Regions from separate parts of the Homo sapiens genome. Here region 2 is linked to region 1. Evidence: read pairs that join two places in POLR2A ChIA-PET (ENCODE). Cell type or tissue: K562. All regions are shown on one strand. Each heading gives the region's core, and the rest is flanking DNA. Links, peaks and the distances in the headings are about the cores only.

Region 1 (4,401 bases), core at 317-4,316:
AAGAATGCCTTCATAATGCTACCAGTACTTTTACCTTTATAGCACCGTTCTTCTCATCTGGTTGCTTTGGTATACGCTTTCCTGTGCCTTTTTAGCTGTTGAGATTTTGGAGGGTCAGTGGGGTGAGGAAAAGATTTATAGGAGATGAGGCAGAGACAAAATAAGATGAGATCAAATGGTCCATCTATCAGGAAAGCACTTCCCCTCCAAGGGAGCAGCAGCATGCACCCTGCCACCTCCCAGATGTGATGTGTGCATCTGAATAGCAATGCAGGATGGAGCTTCTACCCTGGTGAAGGTCTCTGCACTGCAAGGGAGGGTGTCATGCATTGATTGAGACTGAGTGGTCACCAGTCTCCTTCCCCTGATTGCAGAGCCCATAAATCTTGAGGAATTGAATCAGGTTGCAGTGTTCGTGAAACATCACAAAAACAGAGCTCCCAGGTCTTCCGTACAGAGGTCAAATAACCCATTTGTCTTCTGCAGACTTCAAATGAAAGGAAGTCTGCCTGTTTGCCATTTCTGTTGTACAAATGTGCATCCTCACTAAATTATTGCTAAGACTGACCTTTTAATAAAAAGGAAAATCACAAAGGAGGGGAACCGAACAAAGATACTGCTTTCTCAAAATTTGGAAGACCACATATACATTTATATAGATAAAGCTCCATGAATCCATATCTATACACACATATCTCTTTAGATTTTTTTTTTAAAACTTCCGTTTTCCTGTTCTTAGTTTTATTGTTTTAGCACAAAAACAAAAGCATGTGTCGAAGCATCCTGTGTAAGCCGTGCTAACTCCTCCTTCCATTCATCTTGCAGTGCACAGCTCTGAGTCAAGGCATCAGTCCTTGCTCCACACTAACAAGCAGCACCGCATCTCCTAGCACCGATAGCCCCTGCTCAACCTTGAATAGCTGTGTCAGCAAGACGGCAGCCAACAAAAGTCCCTGTGAGACCATTAGCAGCCCTAGTTCCACCCTGGAAAGCAAGGACAGTGGAATTATAGGTAAGAAGCACACTGCTCGGTAACATAATGGCTCGAATCTCATCAACCAGAGCATTCACCAGGCACTTCCTCAGAGGGTTTTAGCATGGTCTGTGAAGGTCAGTCTGCCAGCGCCTGCTCTGTTCTTTGCAGGCAGCACTGACTCCATGTGTAGCTGAGAGAGTGGAGCATTGGCTTTTACATTCCTTGATGTTTACTTTATAACAGTCAGCTCATTTGTTAAAAAAAAAAAAAAAAGGAATTCCAGATCAGATCTGGCCTGTGAAACAAAAATCATTGCTCTTCTATATTCAGTTCCATTTGTTGGGCATCAGGTCCCACTGGGGCACACAGCAGAGCAATGAAATTCCTGCATATTAAGACGTCGTCTTATCCCAATCTCAAGGTCACTTATTTTCCTGATGATAGCTCAGGCGTATGTTTTCTAGGGTTTCTTATCATGGGATCTGACTGCGTTTTGAGGCCAGAATTTTCTAAGGATGACCTCCCTGAGCCCCTACACCCACGTAATAAGTGTGGTTGTCCTGAAGCCTAGGAGTCAGGAGACTTGGGTTCCAGTCCGGACTCTTACGCCGATTTGCCCGGTGACTTGAGCAACATTGAATTTACCTTTTTGCACACTTTCTTTCTCTAGATCATTAAGGATTTTGATTAATCCAGTAGTTTTCAGTCCCAGGTTTGTATTAGAATCATCCATGGAATTTAAGAGTCTTTATTTTTATATGCCATCCCAGACAGACTGCATTTATGTTTCTGCAGCTGGGCTCCAGTGTCTGTGTGACTCAGGTCTCCAGCTTGGTGCCTTTCAGGTAACAGATGGGTGGGACCCCTGGAGGGGATTGTTCAGACCTTCCTCTGTTCCAAGATTATATTGCAGTTTCACGCAGAGCTCTTCTGAAAGATTTAACTCCCCTTTTGCTGAGTTATGCACGTGTCTTTGAGGGATAGTTTATGCTTTATTGTGGACTGAGTGCCACTTCCACATTAATATGTAATCAAATGGAATGAACGACCTTTGAGCTCCTTATTTTCTTTAGTCACCTGCAGTTTATTTCAAGTGTAATTTGGAAAACCAGGCAGCAGGTTCATCCAGTTTTCACTTTGGAGATTGCCCCAGAAGGTCTGTGAGATTCCTGGGATTGGGTTGTGGGCTCTTTGGTGTAGACCTCACTATAGCTTCTAGAGGGGCCCCTCAGCTTAAGGAAGGCGGCTTCTTGCCATAATTTTCAATTGAATCAGAATCTTTAATGGATTTTTGTTTTATTTTACCTTCATTCTTTATTAAGATGAAATTCACATACCATAGTATTCACTCATTTGAACCATTTGACGGTTTTTAGTATATTTTAAAAGTTGTGCAACTGTCACCACTATCTGATTTTAGAACATTTTCATTATCCCCAAAAGAAACCTTGTGACCATTAGAAGGCACACTCTATTTCCTACTCCAAGCTCCCCAGTCCTAGTCAACCAGTAATCTATTAATCTTTCTGTCTCTGTAGCTTATTCTGAACATTTCATATAAATGGTGGGCTGAGTTTTGTGTAGCAAATTTATATTCTTTTCACTCAGCTTGAAGGCCTTCCAGTGAGCTTGTTCTGCTAATTCCCCATTCTCATCTTACCCTGCTTCCCCAGCTGCTGTTTAGTCTAGTTCAGCTAATTTTTCCCAGCGTTACTTCTGTTCTTATGCCCTATCTCTTCTGAGCTGTCCACCATAGATGGATCTTTGGTATTTATTCTGAGATAAGCAGATGACTTTCTTCACAGTATTCTCGGTTCTTCTGAAATTTTGTCTCCTGCAGATAGTTTATCTTCAAGGATGTGGCCAGTGCAGCACTGTTTTGACAGGCTTTTTCTTTTGAACATCCTGGCCATTGGCATTACATGCCTTTGATTATAACCAAATTTTTTTTTTTTTTTTTTTTTGCTTTGACAGTTACAAACTTTTCTTGAGACAGGGTTTTGCTCTGTTGCCCAGGCTGGAGTGCAGTGGTGCAATTGTAGCTCACTGCAGCCAAACTTCTGGGCTAATGCAATCCTCCCACCTCAGGTTCCCGGGTAGTTGGGACTACAGGCATGTGCCACCACACTTAGCTCATTAAAAAATTTTTTAACATATTTCACTGTGTTACCCAGGCTGGTCTCAAATTTGTGGCCTCAAGAATTCCTCCCACCTTGGCCTCCCAAAGTACTGTGATTACAGGCATGAGCCGCTGTGCCCGGCCCAAACTTTTAATAACTGAGAGCCACCCATTCGTTTATTTCTCTTTCTCTCTCATTGAGATACAGTGCCACAATTTTTAAGGTATTCTAAGCAGAGGAAAGAAATGGTGCTGGTTTGGTTTTTTGTGTTGTCAATGAAATATTAAACTGCAGGAGGTTCTTAATACTTAATCTCATACAGCCCTACCCAGTAGCTGACTGATTAGACCCCTCTTACATGTTCCCCATAGTGTCTCAATATTCCCCTTCAGTGTATTTGTTCTTGTTTTGTTATTTAATTTTCTCTCCAGATGTAAACAGGGGTCTCATTAATCCAGCTATCTACTAGGTTCCTAGCATGGTGCTGGAAATGAGAAATTAAGGAAAGAGAAGTGTTGCCAGTGTCGAGTTGCATCGGGAGAGGGAACGTTCAGTTTATAAAGAAGCTATGCAGGATCCCCATTCCACATGGGCTTTGTCAAACCTTTCAATGTCTGTGTTGTAACCTCTGCCATGATGACAGAGTTAGCACATTTCATGACATTGAAGCTGTGTTTTTCCTCTGCTCAAGCCAACATTTTCCCATAACTCGGCTGAGCATGAAAAGTGGCAACTGTAGGTGAAAGCAGAAGGAATTAGGAAGTGGCTGGTAAGTCCCTCTCATCCAGAAGACCTCAGCTCTGGAGACCATGCCTCCCACTGTGTTTTCCTGCAGGTTGCAAGGGCTGTAGAGGGATGAGAGGGAGGCACTGCTGTTGACAGCGTTCCTCTGTTCTCCTTCCGTGACATGCAGAATTAGAACCTGTTGCCAAGGGACACGCTGGAGGTGTGGTAGGGAGGAGAAGGAAAAGACGCAAGAATTTCCTCTCCAGGCAGACTGTAGCCACAGGTCTTTGAAGAGGCAGGAGTGGTGGGGACAGAAAGGGGAAGAGCTTCCTTTTAAATCAATACAGGGTGTGCAGGTTCCACTGCCTCTTCACAGAGCAGGTTATCTATGACTCAGTTGTGGTTCTGTGATTGCTGGAGTAGGGGTGTGCCTTTTCCATCTGAAGAGCATGCCTGTTTTTATAAGGTGTAGCCTGGGAATGGCAGCTTTTGGGCATTGTAAGTGTTTCACAGAGTAAAGTATTCAAGAGCACCATGACCCTAGTTGGGCGGAGATGAAGATGAGATACCTTGGCTTCC
Region 2 (4,401 bases), core at 211-4,210, 220 kb after region 1:
TTGGGAAGTTTGACAATGGGAAGAAAGAGAAATGGAGCAGCAGCTATAAAAGGTAATATAGATGGAAATACAAGTCTCTGTCCACCAAAGAAAGAAAGAACAGCTTATGTCTGATGTCAGAAAGAGTAGCAAAAGAATATCAAGGGCTAGGAGGAAGTGTGTATCAGTGAAGGGGCATTATGAGTGCAAAAGGAATGAGAATTAAGGTTTTACATGTTTACCAAACATTGATTATGGGAACACAAAATATATTGAAGAAGTAACAGAGTTTTAAAATATATAGTTTCTTATTTAACAATTTGTATCGGATTATGAGTTCTAACCTTCACCACTCTCCATGCCTTCTACAAAAATCCCCCCACATTGGGGAAGAATCCAGTACCGGCGTCTGTAACGATCTTGGCCAAACATCACTGAACGCAATGAGTGAGACGCATCAAAGAGCTTCCTTCTGTACTGACTCTGTTGCTGTTAAAAAAATGGTACATATAATTAGGTTTGGGATGTTAAATGCTTTAAAAATTAATATATATGTAACTTTATACTTATTGTACCTTTAAGCACATAAATTTCACTACTGGGAAAAGAGCAAAAGGTCTAAATATTCATGCCTGACTTCAATTTCAGTAACATTTATAAAGATAGAAATCATTTTAAGGATAATTATTTTTGTTGCCATGGAGTAAAAGGATAAGCTACCTGATAAAATAAAACTTATCCTTTTACTTGATAATAAACAATGGGATCAAGTATTTTATGGAGCCAAAGCAAACTGGTTCAATTCAATTCTATTGCTTACAGTATATAACAAATAATACATATAATATGGCCAGGCACAGTGGCTCATGCCTGTAATCCCAGCACTCTGGGAGGCTGAGGCGGGTGGGTCATTTGAACCCAGGAATTAGAGACCAGCCTTGGCAACATAGTGAGACCCCATCTCTACAAAAAATATGAAAAATCAGCTGGGCACGGTGGCACATGCCTGTAGTTCCACCACCAGGGAGGCTGAGGTGGGAGGATCGCTTGAGCCTGGGAGGTCAAGGCTGCAGTGACCACGCCATTGCACTCCAGCCTAGGTGCCAGAGCAAGACTCTGTTTCAAAAAGCAAAGCAAAACAAAAAACAAATAATATATATGTAATTGGCTAAACCTGTATTTGCCTATGTTTACACTCATGTTGTAAACCTAGACAACATATAATTAAGTTTTGGGATAGGTCTGTGAAGAATCTAATATTAATACCATACACAGGCATCTCGTAATACCTTTGAAAACTCATTTTTGTTCTTATAAAAAGCTCATCTTAAATTTCACTAATGCTATGAAATTCAGTTTTTCTTAGTTTTTTTTTCTTTTTTTTTTTTTTTTAGAGACAGGGTCTCGCCATATTGCCCAGGCTTTTCTCAAACTCCTGGGCTCAAACGATCCTCTCACCTCAGCCTCCCAAAGTGCTGGGATTACAGGCGTAAACCACTTCTGAAATGGAATTTTTAACAAGATGTATGTAAATACATCCACAGTTTACAAATCCAATGCAAATAAAACCCACAAATATACAAATGTAAAATAAAACCTAAGATGCTGAAACTGTTACTATGAAATTCAACTGAATTTTTTAGTAATTAATTCCAAGAAATAAAACTATGCCTTAATTGACATTTTGTATTTATATGAAGAGCTGAAGAGTATAGAATATTTTCTTTCTAGGCTCTGATTAAGTTCAATATCACGTTTTAAGAGGCAGGCTTTTAACCTTGGCATTAAGCTTGTAAAGTTCAATTGTAAGAATGTTTCTAGTGTTCCTCATCTTATTTTTTTTTCTGACAAAAATGCTATTCAGAATCTTCATTTTTAATTACTCACCAAAAGCCTATTTTTGCTTAGCAGTCAGAAAAACTAATCCCCTTACAATGTAGATTTCTAAAACACTGTGAAGAAGTTAAATGTTAATCAGAAAAGTGCTTACTTTACTCAGTTTTTCAATCTGTTTTTCCAGCTCTTCAACACTTGCTGCTTGGTCACCTTCATCCTATACATAAGAAAATACAGTGTCATTTATCTGTTTTAAGATTTATTTATTCAATCAGTAAATATTTAATGAAAGTCTCCTATAGGCACTGCGGAAAGGTATTAAGACTCAGTTCTTTTCTATAAACTAATAATCTGGTAGAGAGATACATAAAACATTATGTTTAAAAAAAACACAAAAACCTAGGTATGGTAGCTCATGTCTGTAATCCCAGCACTTTAGGATGCTGAGGTGGCAGGATCATTTGAGGCCAGGAATTTGAGACCAGCCTGGACATCATAGTCAGACCCAGTATCTACGAAAAATAAAATTAGCTTAGTGGCTTGTTCCTGCAGTCCCAGCTACTTGGGAGGCTGACACAGGAGGATTGGTTAAGCCCAGAAGTTCAAGGCTGCAGTGAGCTATGATCATGCCACTGCACTCCAGCCTGCAGACCCTATCCCCAGAAGAAACAAAACAAAACATAGCAAACCACACACACACAATAAACTCCCCCAAAGCAGGAAAGTATAAGGGTCTCAAAGAGAGGTAGTGATTAAAACCTGTGAAGTTCAAGGCAGAGTAAGACTACTTTTAGTGGAAATGTATACCAAGGGAGGCTTTATGAAGAAGTCATGTTTTAATTAGCTACTAAAGAATGGTTAGAAATGCATCCAGCAGAGAAAAGAGTCTGACATGTCTTGACATGAGAGGTGCATAAAGAGGTAAGGTAGGAGATGAGGCAAGATGAGTTTAAGGCTAGATTTTGAAGAGCTGTAAATGCTTGGCAATTAACAAAATGATCCTTTGAGGGTGGGTTAAATATCAGAACTATGCTTTCCAAAGGTTGTTCTGGCAATAGTTGTAAGATGGTGTGGAGCAGAGAAAGGATTAAAATTGGTAAAACTAGCTAACAGATTAGAGAAGGAGGGATATGGTTCTTACTAGCATAAAAGAAATAAAGATGGAAAAAAGCAAATGGATGTAAGAGATATCACATAGTTATAGAGCTGTTAAGTCTTGCCAGCTCATGAATATGTGGCACAGAGGGGCAAGGGAGATGATGGAATAAATAAATTATGATGTTAAGGTTTTAAATCTAGGAGACTGGAAAAATACTGATACTATCAACTGAAGGAGTTATTTTTGAAGGGAAGAAGATTAGTTATACTATATACTTGATATACTTGAACACATTGAGTTTTTAGAATAAAAATAATTCCTAACATGCATAGTCCTAATTTCATAAATAGAAGGTTTGTAAGTAATTGTGTGAAATTTGTCATTCCAGAAAATGACAACAGAAGAACTATCTCCAAATTGTAGGTTTTAGAGGGAAAGCATGAACAGAAGGTACACGGGTTTCTTTGGATCTTATCTGCACTACTAGACATAGGCAAATTACTTAACCTTTGTAAGTCTATTCATCTGTAAATTTGGTGATAATGTTACCTACTACATGAAGGTTTTGTGAGGACTAAGTAAGAACAGATCTGAAAGTAACCAACAGTGTTCCTACTTTAATAAGAAGATGCAGGTACAGCCCAGATTAAAGAAAAATAACAACTTGTTTTTGATGTTTACTTCCTATAAGCATTTATAAAAAGCCACACTGTCACCAACCACACACAAATATATATTTCTGACCAGTATGGCTACTACCCAATGAAAAAAAAAGTGAAAAAAAGACTCCCATAGTTGTACCATTATCTCTCATTCATCCGCTCCTTACCCAAACTTAGGGAACCCAGTTACAAAGGTATTTAGGCACATTATTTGTGCTAACAGTAACATGAATTCTATTTGGAATTAAAAGAAAACTCAAAAGATAACTAGCTCAACAACTCTTAAATCTTGACTTTTATGTGAATATTTATATATAGATTCTAAAATGATCTTCTGATCAGCAGGACAAATGTCTGATAATCTGTTCATGCAAAAATACAGTTCAATCAATAAATATTCAAAATAGATATCAAATATTTGAAAATGCCATGTATCAGCCAAATATTCTAACTGCAATTTTTAAGACTCTTCCTATGATGCAAAAAGAAATAAAATGTCTCCTAAAGTTTTATTTAAAGGAGTTTTGGCTAATAGTACTTAAAATTTTCAGACATTAAAAAAACCTTGGAAGAATAGACAGAAAGGTAGTAGCAGCAACAACAACTAAGAACACAGAATCTATCCCAGTCACAGTTCCCCAACCAAAAAACAGCATCATTATATGTCCCTATATGTCAGAGTTTAATTGTCCACAGAACCTCTCACAGGCCAACTTGTGAGGTTAAACTCCCATAGGTCTCAACACAACTCTACGGAATGAAGGAATGAAGAGTGAGGAGAAGAGGGAATTCTCTTTGAGATAAAGGGGCTATGATCTAGTCAAG

The links. ChIA-PET counts read pairs that join two places held together with the same protein. Peaks named below come from ENCODE experiments on the same cell type or tissue, not always from the same donor. Only the 100,000 strongest peaks of a DNase experiment are listed, where the experiment ranks them.
Region 2: POLR2A ChIA-PET joins it to region 1 with 8 read pairs; 4 of 35 experiments call an interaction of 5 or more read pairs at or near these places.

What each region holds. Positions count from the first base shown.
Region 1 is chr2:159,149,545-159,153,945 of GRCh38, forward strand. It overlaps TANC1 (tetratricopeptide repeat, ankyrin repeat and coiled-coil containing 1), which reads left to right. Exons shown (of 27, transcript NM_033394.3): 7 at 826-1,012. Among named protein-coding and RNA genes, the nearest start is that of MIR6888, 35 kb to the right of the region's middle. In K562, for the core only: no CTCF peak of the experiment used is centred there; a DNase peak (open chromatin) is centred at 2,777; H3K27me3 peaks cover 1,562 bases.
Region 2 is chr2:159,372,722-159,377,122 of GRCh38, forward strand. BAZ2B (bromodomain adjacent to zinc finger domain 2B) reads right to left here. Exons shown (of 37, transcript NM_013450.4): 26 at 1,970-2,032; 27 at 324-468. Among named protein-coding and RNA genes, the nearest start is that of WDSUB1, 88 kb to the left of the region's middle. In K562, for the core only: no CTCF peak of the experiment used is centred there; no DNase peak of the experiment used is centred there.